Linked DNA regions of Homo sapiens: all the other regions are linked to region 2. The links are chromatin contacts, found by Hi-C or POLR2A ChIA-PET in ENCODE. All regions are on one chromosome and are shown on one strand. The core of a region is the stretch at or near the end of the contact, and the rest is flanking DNA. Distances in the headings are between cores, read along the strand shown.

Region 1 (4,524 bases), core at 1,824-4,323, 520 kb after region 2:
CTCCTCTTCACTAGCAGTGTAGATCATTCCAGATCAGTGGGGGAGGGCACCTCAGCAACCTCTGAGTGTGGACAATAGCTGCTTTCTTCTCTATCCAAGAGCACCAGGCTGTGCTTGGGTCCTTGCTCTCAGAGTCTATAAATAAAAGAATATAATGATTTGGGAGCTTAAGGATTTTTTTCTGGGGACTTCCTGGTGATTCTTAACTGCATGATGGACTTCCTTCCCTCTGCTCTCCTGGCGTTCCACTTCCCTCCTACGGTTTTCTTGGAGACCATGTTGACTCAGTCTCGTTCTGGTAATGGGTGGGGCCTGTGGCATCGCATACAGTTCAATTTACTGAAGAACCTCTGCAAAAGACCTAATGACTGAGCTCCAGGAGCAGCCTGGACCAAGACCCCCAAAACAGCTCTTACTCTTTCCTCTTCCTGGTCTCTATGGCTGTAGTTTGGGCAAAATATTCAAGCAGGAGGCAGATTCTGGTAGGGAGCTTTGGGCTTAACCTACCTTAAATAATGGGTAGGTTGGTGTCTTGCTATACTTAATACCAGATGATAAACGGGATAAAAGGTCCTTTCTGGAAACACCTTTCCCTCTCTGAAATTGTCAGCTAAAGTTTATGTTGCTAGGTGTCCCCGTGTAATTTGGGTGGTGCTGCCTGTCTGAAAATTGCTCCTATGTTGTCGTTTTCCCCACAGCCTCACCTAATTTCATCTTCTACGTTGTTTAATTGGAGGACGTAAGTTTGACACTGTGGTTTAGGTAGTATTTAGGATTGCCATGGGCTGGGCGCGGTGGTTCATGCCTGTAATCCCAACACTTTGCGGGGCTGAGGTGAGAGGATCGCTTGAGTCCAGGAGTTCAAGACCAGCCACCCAGGCAACATAGTGAGACCCCGTCTGTGCAAGAAATAAAAATAAACTAGCCCAGCCTGGTGGCGCTTGCCTGTGGTCCCAGCTACTCAGGAGGCTGAGGTGGGAGGATTGCTTGAGCCCAGGAAGTTGAGGCTGCAGTGAGCCTTGATCACACCACTGCACTCCAGCCTGGGTGACAGACACCCTGTCTCAAAAAGTAAAAAATTAAAAAACAGTGGCAGTATTGTAGCTGCTATGCTATGAGTAGACTTTGCATCTACTGAGCTGGGTTTGAATCCTAGTTGTGCTGTTTGACTTAAGGCACATCTTACCTTCTCAACATGTTTTTTTTTTTTTTTTGAGATGTATTTTTTTCAGTGGGTTTTTGGGGAACAGTTGGTATTTGGCTATGTGAATAAGTTCTTTAGTAGTGATTTCTGAGATTTGGTGCCCATCACCCAAGCAGTGTACACTGTACCCAATGTGTAGTCTCTTATCCCTCACCCTGCTCCCACCCTTTCCCCCTCAACCTGTGTCTTCATCTGTACGTTAGGGATTATAACACCTATGCTGTGTGGCTATTATGAAAGCCTAAGGATCAAATAGGTGTTCAGTTCTTTGTACAGTGCTGAGCACATGGGTGATTTTTTTTTTCTTCTTAAGACAGGGTCTCACCGGGCGCGGTGGCTCATGCTTGTATTCCCAGCACTCTGGGAGGCTGAGGTGGGCGGATCACCTGAGGTCAGGAGTTCAAGACCAGCCTGACCAACATGGTGAAACTCCGTCTCTACTAAAAATACAAAAACCAGCTGGGTGTGGTGGGAGGTGCCTGTAATCCTAGCTACTCAGGAGGGTGAGGCAGGAGAATTGCTTGAACCCGGGAGGTGGAGGTTGCGGTGAGCTGAGATTGCACCATTGCACTCCAGCCTGGGCAACAAGAGTGAAACTCCATCTCAAAAAAAAAAAAAAAAAAAAATGGGCGTCTCACTCTGTCATCCAGGCTAGAGTGCAGTGGCACCACCACAGCTCACAGCTACCTCGACCTCCTGGGCTCAAGCGATCCTCACACCTCAGCCTCCTGAATAGCTGGGACTACAGGTGTGTGCCGCCACACCTGGCTATTTTTGTATTTTTTGTGGAGATGAGGTTTTCACCATGTTGCCCAGGGTGGTCTCAAACTCCTGGGCTCAAGCAATCCTCCTGCCTTGGCTTCCTAAAGTGCTGGGAATATAGGTGTGAGCCACTGCACCTAGCTGGGTGATTATTAATAATCATGATTGTTAATTATGTTCATGATTACAGGCGCGGTGGCTCACGCCTGTACTCCCAGCACTTTGGGAGGCCGAGGTGGGCGAATCACCTGAGGTCAGGAGTTCAAGACCTGCCTGACTAACATGGAGAAACCTCATCTCTACCAAAAATACAAAATTAGCTGGGTGTGGTGGTGCGTGCCTGTAATCCCAGCTACTCGGGGGGCTGAGGCAGGAGAATTGCTTGAACCCGGGAGGCGGAGGTTGCAGTGAGCTGAGATCGTGCCATTGCATTCCAGCCTGGGCAACAAGAGCGAAACTCCGTCTCAAAAAAAAAAAAAAAATTATGTTCATGGGAAAGCACTTTTCCTAACAAGCCCTTTTCTCACTACATGTAGCGTTTGTGCTCCCACTTCAGTTACTTGTCTTTAGGCATGACCTTTAATCTCTCTGAACCAGTTTCCTCATTTTAAGAATTGAAATGCTGGCTGGGCCAGTGGCTCACGCCTGTAATCCCAGCACTTTGGGAGGCCAAGGCGAGATGACTGCTTGAGTCCAGGAGTTCGAGACTAGCCTGGGCAACATAGTGAGGCCACCTCCCCGCTGTCTCTATAAAAAAATCTAGAAATTAGTCCCACGTGGTGATGTGCGCCTGTAGTCCCAGCTGCTTGGGAGGCTGAGGTGGGGGGATCGCTGAAGCCGGGAGGTCAAGGCTGCAGTGACCCGTGGTCATGCCGCTGCACTCTAGTCTGGGGACACAGTGAGACCCCGTATCAAAAAGAAAAATGCTGCCTATTTCAAGGTTGTAGCAAAGCTAAGTTTGAACAGAGCAAAGGAAGCGCCATAGAAGCTGCACTACTTGCTCATGTCACAGCTGGGGAATGGGGTGGTCGAATGGGGAGGTCCACTGTCGCAATGTTCCAATTCCCGCCCAGAGGGAGGGACCTCCCCTTCGAGGGAGGGCGCCGGAAGTGACGCGAGGCTCTGCGGAGACCAGGAGTCAGACTGTAGGACGACCTCGGGTCCCACGTGTCCCCGGTACTCGCCGGCCGGAGCCCCCGGCTTCCCGGGGCCGGGGGACCTTAGCGGCACCCACACACAGCCTACTTTCCAAGCGGAGCCATGTCTGGTAACGGCAATGCGGCTGCAACGGCGGTGAGTGCTGAGCCGGTGACCAGCACACTTTGGGCTTCTGGACGAGCCGTGCAGCGATTGGCCCCAGGTTGCCATCCTCAGTCGTCTATTGGTCAGAACGGCTATCTTTTTTTTTTTTTTTTTTTTTTTTTTTTTGGTCCGAGTAGCTTTTAAAGGGCCAGTAGCTCGGTTGCCCTCCGGAAGGAATGGGGAAATCAGAGAGCGGTGATACTGGGTTAAGAGTGGAAGGATTGTTTGGAACGGAACTCCGGTCCCTGCGGGCATCTGGGTGGGATTCCCATCAGGCCTGGGATGCACGGCTCTAGATTTAGTGACCCAGACCAAGAACGTTCGTCTACACAGACGGGGTCCTTTCATTCGAGGCTGGGCTGAGGCGGATGCAGATACGGCCCCTTTGGGAAGACACGTTCCACTTTTGATTCATAGGAGAGAGTATCAGCCAAGCCTCCGAACTGCACACAAACGTCTTAGAAGTGCGCCTTCTTTTTGTGTTATAGTGGTCTCCCAGCCACAGCCAACGCTCCAAGTCCCCAGCTGTGACACACCTACTGAATTACTACCGTGGGTGGGAGGCCGCCGTGGGCCTTTCCATTACGAGCCTGCTTGCCGAGCCCTGGGCTTGTGCACAGACAAACTGCAGAGCTGGTGGAGGCCACTGCCAGGCCGAGATAAGAAAGAGATGGGGAGCTGCTAATCTCCCCCTGTCCAGCCTGTTGGTGAGGGCTGGGATCTTTGCTCTTGCAGTCATTCCAGAGCCCTGGACTAGGAGTAGGAAGATCTGAATTGTGGCCCCAACTCTCTTTCGGTTATTAGCTCTGTGACCCTAGGCAAGTCACCTCATCCCTTGATGCCACCCGTTGCTTCTGTAACATGGTCCCAAAGGTGCCTGTCTTGTCCACCTGATAGGATTTTTGAGACGACAACAATATGCAAAAGCAATAGCTTCAACATAGAAGTGCTCAGTGTTTTATTTTTTAATGAAACGGTTTGACTTGGATATGCTGTGCACATTCAATGAACTTAAGGAATTGTTTGAACCTAGTAGTTCTGGGACCTTAGAGTCCTTTCTGTGGGCTCCCTGTGGCCCAGAATTTTGGTGGCCACGTTTAATATCAAGCCTAGCCTAATTTGCAAAGGGTCTCCCAGGGTTAATTTATTGGAGTGATCACATGGAGTAGACCAGAGTCTGAGGGCAGAAAGCTGTCACCTGCTTCGGCAATAGAGGCCCCAGATGTCTGGGTGCAAAAGAACTCCATAGCACCCCG
Region 2 (4,097 bases), core at 942-3,441:
GGTCTCTTTCAGGTCCTCAAACTAAGCCAAGTTCTTTCAGGCTTCAAGGTTTTTCACATCTCACATACTGTTTCCTCTTCCTGGTCTACTTTTCCTCAGTGTCTGGATCCCTGCCATCTATCAGTCTTACATGTCACCCCTTTAGGTCTTCCCTGACCACCCTATCAAAAGTGGGTTTCTGGCCAGGTACGGTGGCTCATACCTGTAATCCCAGCACTTTGGGAGGCCGAGGCAGGTGGATCAGTTGGGGTCAGGAGTTCGAGACCAGCCTGGCCAACATGGTGAAACCCCGTCTCTACTAAAAATACTAAAATTAGCTGGGTGTGGTAATCCCAGCTACTCGGGAGGCTGAGGAAGGAGAATCACTTGAACCCAGGAGGCGGAGATTGCAGTGAGCCAAGATCGCACCACTGCACTCCAGCCTGTGTGATAGAGTGAGACTCTGTCTCAAAAAAAAAAAAAAAAAAAAAAAAAAAGTGGGTCTCCTTCCTCACTGTTATTCTCCTTAACAGCAAACAATCTGCCTCCATCAGTGTGCACTTACCACATTTGGCATGTGTTTACTCATTTGTCATCTGCCTCCCATGATTACCAGCATCGGGATGGCAGGGACATTGTGTCATTTAACACTATTTACCCAAGTGCCAGGCATAAGGCTGGCACACAGTAGGCATTTTAAAATGCTTGTTGGCCAGACACGATGGCTCACACCTATAATCCCAGCACTTTGGGAGGCCAAAGCGGAAGGACTGCTTGAGGCTAGGAGTTCAAGATCAGCCTTGGTAACATAGCGAGGCCTCGTCTCTATAAAATTAAGAAAAAAAAGTTTGTTGAATAAATAAATAGTGTTCAGTCCTTTAAAAACATTCCACTGTGATTTTGGTTGGGGTTGCAGGCTAAGGGGAGGTTATGAAGCATCTTCAAAGCTAGGAAAAACATAAGTTAAAAAAAAAGAAAAGAAAAAGAAAAAGAACAGTGAATTCCTGGCAGACAGTGAGCAAAGCAGTAACATGAAGTAAATGGTGACAGGGTTGGATTGGGGGAAGATCCTGTAATTTGGAAGGCTATGATTTCTCCCCCTTAACTAGTCAGAAAACAAACAATGGCAAGTGAAGTAAATTGACGCTGAAAGTCAACATTTGCTATTATAAAATAAGAACTTCTTGAAGACAACCGTGAATCCATCCTGCTCTTTCAGTAGCATTTCTCTTCTTTCCTCTCTTACCTTGGTGTCTTGGGGTTGGAGTATAAATACTTGCAACCTCTTCGGAGTCGTTAATCTCTAGACGCTCATCATATGTCTGGTTTTCAACAACCTTGGTCTAAGCAAAGGGAGACATAATTCATAGCTCCTATCATGAGACATAAAGCACTCTGCCAGGAGGTATATTCCAAACCAGCATTGGCTCCTCTTCCTTACTCAAGAAACCAGTTTTTCACAAAACCATCACCCCATCCAAACTTTCCTTCAGGCTTCCTGGCCCTCGGTCAAGCAGTTAAGTCATTCTGTTGCAGCCCTTATTTAGGAACTGCTGGCAGGCTGGCTGAGGAACCAGGGAATCGTGGAGGGAAAGAGAGCCAACTTCTGCAGCTTCCCAAAGCTGTACGACCACGCGCAAGGGCAGAACACTATTTGTATGTAGATGGCCAAGGCTGTTGAGGTTTCTCAGGGAAGGCTGTAGAGGTTCTAGAAAGAGTTCTGTCTCTGGAGTCACCTCTGGGGTGGGGTGGGGTGGGGTGGGGTGGGGTGGGGTGGGGTGGGCTGAGGCGGGGTAGGGTGGGAGGGTCCCCGAAGAGAGGGGAAACTCCAGTCTCTCAGTCCCATCCGATAATCCCAAAATCATCACCTCCACTTTCACCCTTATCTTGCAGATAGGATCCCACCTAAGTTTCTTGGGGGAATAAAGGAAGCAGGACGGTTGGTGGTGAGGTGACGAAGGAACAGTTACCACGGAGATTGGAAGAGGTAACCGGGAATGGGGTAAAGGGGAGTCCTCTTAAGCCTCTCTAGAAAGACAGTTCCCTTTTTGCTGGGATGAGTACTAATTACCTGTAGCCCTTCTGAATCCGTCTCCTCTATAATGGAAAGAACCCCAGCCTAGGGCTGGGGTCTCACTCCAGTCTCAAAGCCAGGCCACTTTAGGATTCCACGCCAAGCAACCAGCCTGTTGTCAGTCGCTAGGCAAAAAGATAAATTTTAAAATTCGCGAGAGTTGCTTCCACTCTCGTGAGACCTCCTGCGCGTTAAGCCTCACCCGCGAAGGCTCTCCACGCAGGAAGAAGATCAAGGAGTCACGGATAAAGCCTCTCTGGGCGGCCAAGTCGCCTGTTTGTCTATGGTTTCAGTAAATACGTCTGTTGCGGCATCTAGCGGCTATGGGTGGCAACGCGGCTGATAAATTTCGGGCTGGTGTAGAGTTAGCCCTTCAATCTGGAAACAAGGTGTGCGTTTGTTCCCCTAGGACAACAATCTCTGGGGATGCAGTTGCTCCCAGATCAGTCTTACCAGGATGTAGACACATTCCAGGGGAAATTTCGCAGCACTCTGTAAGTCCTTTTCTAGCACTATATTACACTATAGTCTTTCCCCTCCACAGGGTGCCATGGAATGGAACATACTTATAGCAATAAATTATTCCTTGGGTATCTGAGGTTCAAATTTAACTCTGTGGGCCGGGCGCGGTGGCTCACGCCTGTAATCCCAGCACTTTGGGAGGCCAAGGCGGGCGGATCACGAGGTCAGGAGATCGAGACCATCCTGGCTAACACGGTGAAACCCCGTCTCTACTAAAAAATTCAAAAAATTAGCCGGGCGTGGTGGCGGACGCCTGTAGTCCCAGCTACTCGAGAGGCTGAGGCAGGAGAATGGCATGAACCCAGGAGGCGGAGCTTGCAGGGAGCCGAGATCGCACCACTGCACTCCAGCCTGGGCAACAAAGCGAGACTCCGTCTCAAAAAAAATTTTTTTTCACTCTGTGTCCTGTCTTTCTTATTTGCTAAAGTAGACTTTTAACTTATTTAAAGCAAGACCTGTGTCTAATTAATTTTTAAGCTTTGTAACACCAGTGTATTGCAGAAATTAGACACTAACAATGCTCATTGGGTGGATGAATCGAGGAATGAGTGAATGGAGATGTAAGGAACAAATATTTTCAAACTGTGGACATAATTAATTTGGGAAGTCAGGGAGAGAGAAACATAAAATATTGGAGGCCAGGTGCGGTGGCTCACACCTGTAATCCCAGCACTTCAGGAGGTAGAGGTGGGACGATTGCTTGAGTTCAGGAGTTTGAGACCAGCTAGAGCAACATAGCAAGAACCGCCCCCCTCCACTCTATTAAAAATAAAAAAAAAATTTTTTTTAATTAGCCAGGTGTGGTGGCACGCACCTATAGTGCTAGCCACTCGGGAGGCTGAGGCGGGGGGATTGCTTGAGCCAGGGAGGCAGAGGTTGCAGTGAACCGAGATTGGGCCACTGCATTCACTCCAGCCTGGGCAACAGATCAAGACCCCATCTCAAATATAAATAATGAATAATAACAATAATAATTTTTTGGTCGGGCACGGTGGCTCACGCCTGTAATCCCAGCACTTTGGGAGGCCAAGGTGGGTGGATCACAAGGTCAGGAGTTCAAGACCAGCCTGACCAACATGGTGAAACCCCCGTCTCTACTAAAAATACAAAAATTAGCTAGGCATGGTGGCGCGCGCCTGTAATCCCAGCCACTCAGGAGGCTGCGGCAGGAGAATTGCTTGAACCCGGGAGGTGGAGGTTGTGGTGAGCCGAGATCGCACCACTGCACTCCAGCCTGGGCGACAGGGCGAGACTCCGTCTCAAAATAATAATAATAGCAATACATTTTAAAAAGAAAATAATATTGGAAATTTGACCCTGAAAACCTACCAGAGGTAAACAAGGAAAGTGCCTTTAAAAAATGAGAGACAGCTTTTCTGGCATACTGATAGTTAAAAATAGAACTGCATTTAAAAAAAAATTTGTGATCTGTTTTGCTCGTAATAGTGGATATGTAATGTGCAGTACTTACTATGTAGGAGCACTTAGTTTTTTTGTGGGGAGCACTTAGATTATATCATCT
Region 3 (4,531 bases), core at 1,239-3,738, 640 kb after region 2:
ACAATCTGGGCTCACTGCAACTTCTGGCTCCTGGGTTCAAGCGATTCTCCTGCCTCAGCCTCCTGAGTAGCTGGGATTACAGGCGTGCGCCACCACACCCAGCTATTTTTTTTGTATTTTTAGTAGAGATGGGGTCTCACCATGTTGGCCAAGGATGGTCTCGATCTCCTGACCTCGTGTCCCACCTGCCTCGGCCTCCCAAAGTGCTGGGATTACAGGCGTGAGCCACCACGCCCGGCCTCATTTTTTTATTTTTAGTAAAGACAAGATTTCACCATGTTGGCCAAGCTGGTCTCCAACTCCTGACCTGAGGTGATCCGCCTCCCTCGGCCTCACAAAGTGCTGGGATTACAGGTGTGAGCCACTGTGCTGGGCCGAATGGATTGGATTTTAAAGCATACTTCAGGCAGATGGAATAAGGGAATAGTCTGAGTAACGGTGATGAGAAAAGAAAGAATTGGCCAGGTGCGGTGGCTCACACCCATGATCTCAGCACTTTGGGAGGCTGAGGAGGGCAGATCCCCTCAGGTCAGGAGTTGAAGACCAGCTTGGCCAACATGGTGAAATCTCATCTTTACTAAAAATACAAAAATTAGTCAGGTGTGGTGGCGGGCACTTGTAATCCCAGCTACTCGGGGGGCAGAAGTTGCAGTGAGCCAAGATTGTGCCACTGCACTCCAGCCTGGGTGACAGACTCTGTCTCAAAATAAAATAAAATAAATAAATAAATAAAAAAGAAATAATTGTATTTGATGACTTGGTGAGTCAGCTAGCATAAGACATGTGTACCAGGGAGTAGTATAAAACTACAAGGTTGTTTAGCTTGGAGTTAGAGCAACTTGTCAATTTTATTCCCGAGGCAATGGGAGGTGTTTAAAGTTTTTTTGCGATGCTGTCTGAACTATACTTTAGGAAGCCTATGGTGGCAGGATGAATTGAAGGCACAGGAAAAGGTTTCAATATTCAATAGTCCAGGGAAAAGAAACGGAGGACCTGCAACTAGGTGTTGGCACTAAGGGATGGAGCTTTGCCTAGATTTTCCCTTTGTAGATTCTTCTCTTCCTGGATGGAAAATGATAAAAGGAAATTCTTCTGATAGTAAATTATAATGTTGACTCCAAAATCAATTCTAGATAAAGGCGATTAAATTGCAAACCCAGGATGCCTGTCTGAATGGTCCCTGCATTCAAAGATATTTTCCCCTTTACAGGAGCACCGGATAAATTTAACTCCCTAATCTGTCAAGGGCTTTGTGGAAGAGCCTGGAGGGGGATCGAAGGCGGAACTGATACTGACACACCTGGGTCTGCAAACTCCCAAAACTGAGGCTCAGAATTAGTAAATTAGGGCAGGGCACTTCCCTCTTTGGAAGGGAAGTTCCTATTTTCAAAGTTCTTCCAACGGAACTTTTACATTAGAGAAGTGTAATTGACTGAGAAGTGGAAGTGACCAGGAACAGCATTTCTGTTCCCTGGGCGGGAGAGAGAACCCCCTCGGGCGGAGCCAGCAGCAGGTCAGCTTCTGAGGGGGCCCTCATGCTGGCGGCGCCGACCTGTGGTGCAATGCTCTGAGTAGGAGAATCTTAAATACATGTTTGAGATTCAATTCCCAGAAACGTAACTAGTCTTCACAAGCCAAAAAAATAAAAATAAAAAATAAAAAAAGGAAGTGATTTCTTTTCAAGAGGTCAAAGGGCCTGGAAGAAGAGGTCCTGGCTTGAGTGTCTCAAGGCTTTCTGGGGCCTAATCCGGCTGGAATGGGCCGCAGCATTCATATTCCTGTCCTTGGTCGTGTCTTAATGAAGAATTGAAAATAATAAGGGGTGGAGAAATAACTTTCCTTTTTCTCCCACCATCCTCCCACAGTGTAAATAAACAAATAACTCTAAGCTCGATTTCCTCATTTGTCAGGGGTGGGGAAAGACTTGACATCAGGACTCTTCCATTCCATCGCCACCTGTCTTAATTTAAACATTCCCATGACCCACCCCAGAAGCGCCAACCTCCCGCCCACAAGGAGCATGGAAGTCTTGGTTTCTGGCTACTGCGCAGACTCCACCTTGGACCTACTCCCCAACCCCCCGCCGCTCCTTTCCCCGTTTCTCCAGCAGAGGGCGCAGGCCCAAAGGTTCCGCCGACCCCGCCCCAGCCTGGCCCCGCCCCGCCCCGGCGTAGGGGCGGGGAAGACGGGCACAGAAACCTGGCCGCGGCTTTCCGGGAGCTGTGGGCACGCGAGCTGCTCGAAGCCGGTGGCCCGGGGATCGTCGCTGCCCAGTCCGGCCGCGGCCGGCCGCTTCCCCGAGCTTACCAGTAAGCCGGTCCGCCTCCGGGACGCGCCCCGCCCGCCCCGGGCTCGCGCGCTCTGAAGGGGCGCGTCCCGCGCACTCCCGGCGCCGCCCACTCCCCTCCCCACGGCCGCTCCTCCCTCCGCCCGGATAGCCGGCGGCGGCGGCGGCGGCGGCGGCGGCGGCGGCCGGGAGAGGCCCCTCCTTCACGCCCTGCTTCTCTCCCTCGCTCGCAGTCGAGCCGAGCCGGCGGACCCGCCTGGGCTCCGACCCTGCCCAGGCCATGGCCGGCAACGTGAAGAAGAGCTCTGGGGCCGGGGGCGGCAGCGGCTCCGGGGGCTCGGGTTCGGGTGGCCTGATTGGGCTCATGAAGGACGCCTTCCAGCCGCACCACCACCACCACCACCACCTCAGCCCCCACCCGCCGGGGACGGTGGACAAGAAGATGGTGGAGAAGTGCTGGAAGCTCATGGACAAGGTGAAAGGCCGGCTGAGCGCCCGCTGTTGCAGGGTGGGCGTGGGCGGAGGGCCGCGGGGAGGGGAACGAGCGGACGGAGGAAGCGGGGGAGGGGACGGGTCTGGTGAAGCCGGGGAGGCGCGGAGCCGGGGTGACCGGCCGGGGGCGTGGGGGCAGGGACGAGGCCGGGAGGGTGGGGGGCGGCGTGGGGGAGGGGCTGCCGTTGGGAGTCGGGGAACGCTGGGGTGCCGCGTTTGGGGTAGCCAGACAAAGATGGAGTGGGGGCTGGGGCGAAGGTTAACTGGGAAGTCAGTGGGGCGGAAGTACAATGAGGGGTGCGGAGTTTGGGGCTCTGTGCAGGGTGTAGGGATGTAGGTCACGGAATTGGCCTGGGAGGTTAGCAGGGAGGGGGTGAGGAAGAGTGATGTACCGGCTGGGGCTCTTGGCTGGGTGAGATCTGACTAGGGAATTAGGTTCATGGGCTCTGACTGAGGAACCTGGCTGGGGTCAGGACAGCTCTCAGGGAAGCTGTGCTCTGGGTGAGAGTATAGTCCTTTCTCATTAAGATGTAACACGAAGATAAAAGACATATTGATGTTTAAGTGAGGCAAGGAAAGAACTTTCCTCCCCATCTAGCGCCGGCTCAAGTTTTTTGTTACCCTCAGAAACACTGGATGTGATCCATTGCTGGTGCTGAGATATGCACTGATTAAACCACAAGTTCTGGTTAGAACTATTATCTTCTGAAAGATGGACTGGCTGAGCCTGTTAAGCAGCAGCAGATTCTGACTTCTTAATAACTTCCTCCCTACTACATCGCTTGAGCTGGGTTCTTTTTTTCTGGTAACGGTTCTGACTCCTTATTACAGGTCCTGACTTTAAACTTGTTCGTTGAGCTTCTTTGATTACGCTTTTTTGTTTGTTTGCTTTTTGCAAGTGCGAACAAAAATAACTCCTTTATATTTAGCCACTAAGTTTGTCATTTGGGAGAATTTTACTTCCTTATAGTTGTGTCTATATGATGAAATGTAGTCAGTCTCAAGTATTTAACTGTTTAAGCAGTCGGACGCTTTGTCAGAATTCAATACGTTTTCTTGGTATTTTTCATATTCTTTAATTAATTACTTTGACAAAATTCATATTGCGTATGAAAAGTGATTAGAAGTATCTGGCACGTTTTAAGAGAATGGTGTTATTTCCTCCAGGGTAAAATTTGGTTTTCTTTGGTTCCTCCCTGGGCCTCGGTTCCTCTTCTGTAAAGTTCTTCATGGGTTGCTTTGGACTAGAAACCGCTAATAAAATGATTATGAAGCACTTAGCCAATGTAATGTGCAATTTAAATGCTTAATAAGTCCTGTGTGTGAATTAACACTCCAGTAGTGCATGCCAGTGGTTTCATAGCCACCTTTTTAGGGCTGGCTTTTCTCATGTTAAATAATTGGTATTGTAATTAATGACACAAGTATTCGTGTGTTGATTATATTGGTGGTGTAGTACTAATTTTATTGTTAGAAATTATAATAAAATCCTTACAGAAAGTTTAGGTGTGTAAAGGAAACTTTAAATGTGTCGACTCCTTTAAAAAAAACACATCGAAGATATTCAAATGCTAAAGTTTGTTAGTTTGCTTTTTAGGGATTTATCGTTAAGGACTACAAATTTTACTCTGGCATAGAAAAAATACTTTTCTAATGAGTGTCTCGTATCAGACATGTGGGTGCAGTACAATCAAAATTGTGTTGATTAGTGGCCTCTGCTTAAGAATAATCTGTTTACTAAAGAGTTTCTGT

The links. Hi-C counts contacts between places; a loop is a spot of excess contacts on that map. ChIA-PET counts read pairs that join two places held with the same protein, here RNA polymerase II (POLR2A). Pooled maps may share reads with other maps.
Region 1: a loop to region 2 is called in a pooled map, with 3 times the contacts of the local background. The contact joins the promoter of HMBS here to the promoter of IFT46 in region 2. A Hi-C loop is called at or near these places in 2 of 168 maps with a recorded cell type or tissue (ascending aorta and naive thymus-derived CD4-positive, alpha-beta T cell), 1 of 37 single-sample maps with no recorded cell type and 7 of 50 pooled maps. POLR2A ChIA-PET finds 5 or more read pairs at or near these places in 3 of 52 experiments (A549, HEK293T and naive thymus-derived CD8-positive, alpha-beta T cell).
Region 3: a pooled map shows a loop between it and region 2 (3-fold over the local background). The contact joins the promoter of CBL here to the promoter of IFT46 in region 2. A Hi-C loop is called at or near these places in 1 of 37 single-sample maps with no recorded cell type and 7 of 50 pooled maps.

Annotation. Positions count from the first base shown.
Region 1 is chr11:119,081,808-119,086,331 of GRCh38, forward strand. It overlaps HMBS (hydroxymethylbilane synthase), which reads left to right and starts at 3,074. Exons shown (of 14, transcript NM_000190.4): 1 at 3,074-3,259. The coding sequence starts at 3,227. VPS11 (VPS11 core subunit of CORVET and HOPS complexes) reads left to right here. Exons shown (of 16, transcript NM_021729.6): 16 at 1-165. RefSeq lists enhancers at 2,675-3,372, 3,302-3,351.
Region 2 is chr11:118,563,740-118,567,836 of GRCh38, forward strand. IFT46 (intraflagellar transport 46) reads right to left here and starts at 2,192. Exons shown (of 12, transcript NM_001168618.2): 1 at 2,051-2,192; 2 at 1,226-1,322. It overlaps LOC124902764 (a long non-coding RNA gene), which reads left to right and starts at 1,322. Exons shown (of 4, transcript XR_007062907.1): 1 at 1,322-1,635; 2 at 1,873-1,966; 3 at 2,463-2,547. RefSeq lists an enhancer at 2,235-2,464.
Region 3 is chr11:119,203,851-119,208,381 of GRCh38, forward strand. It overlaps CBL (Cbl proto-oncogene), which reads left to right and starts at 2,489. Exons shown (of 16, transcript NM_005188.4): 1 at 2,489-2,762. The coding sequence starts at 2,568. RefSeq lists silencers at 1,997-2,066, 2,107-2,496, 2,567-2,756, 2,947-3,006.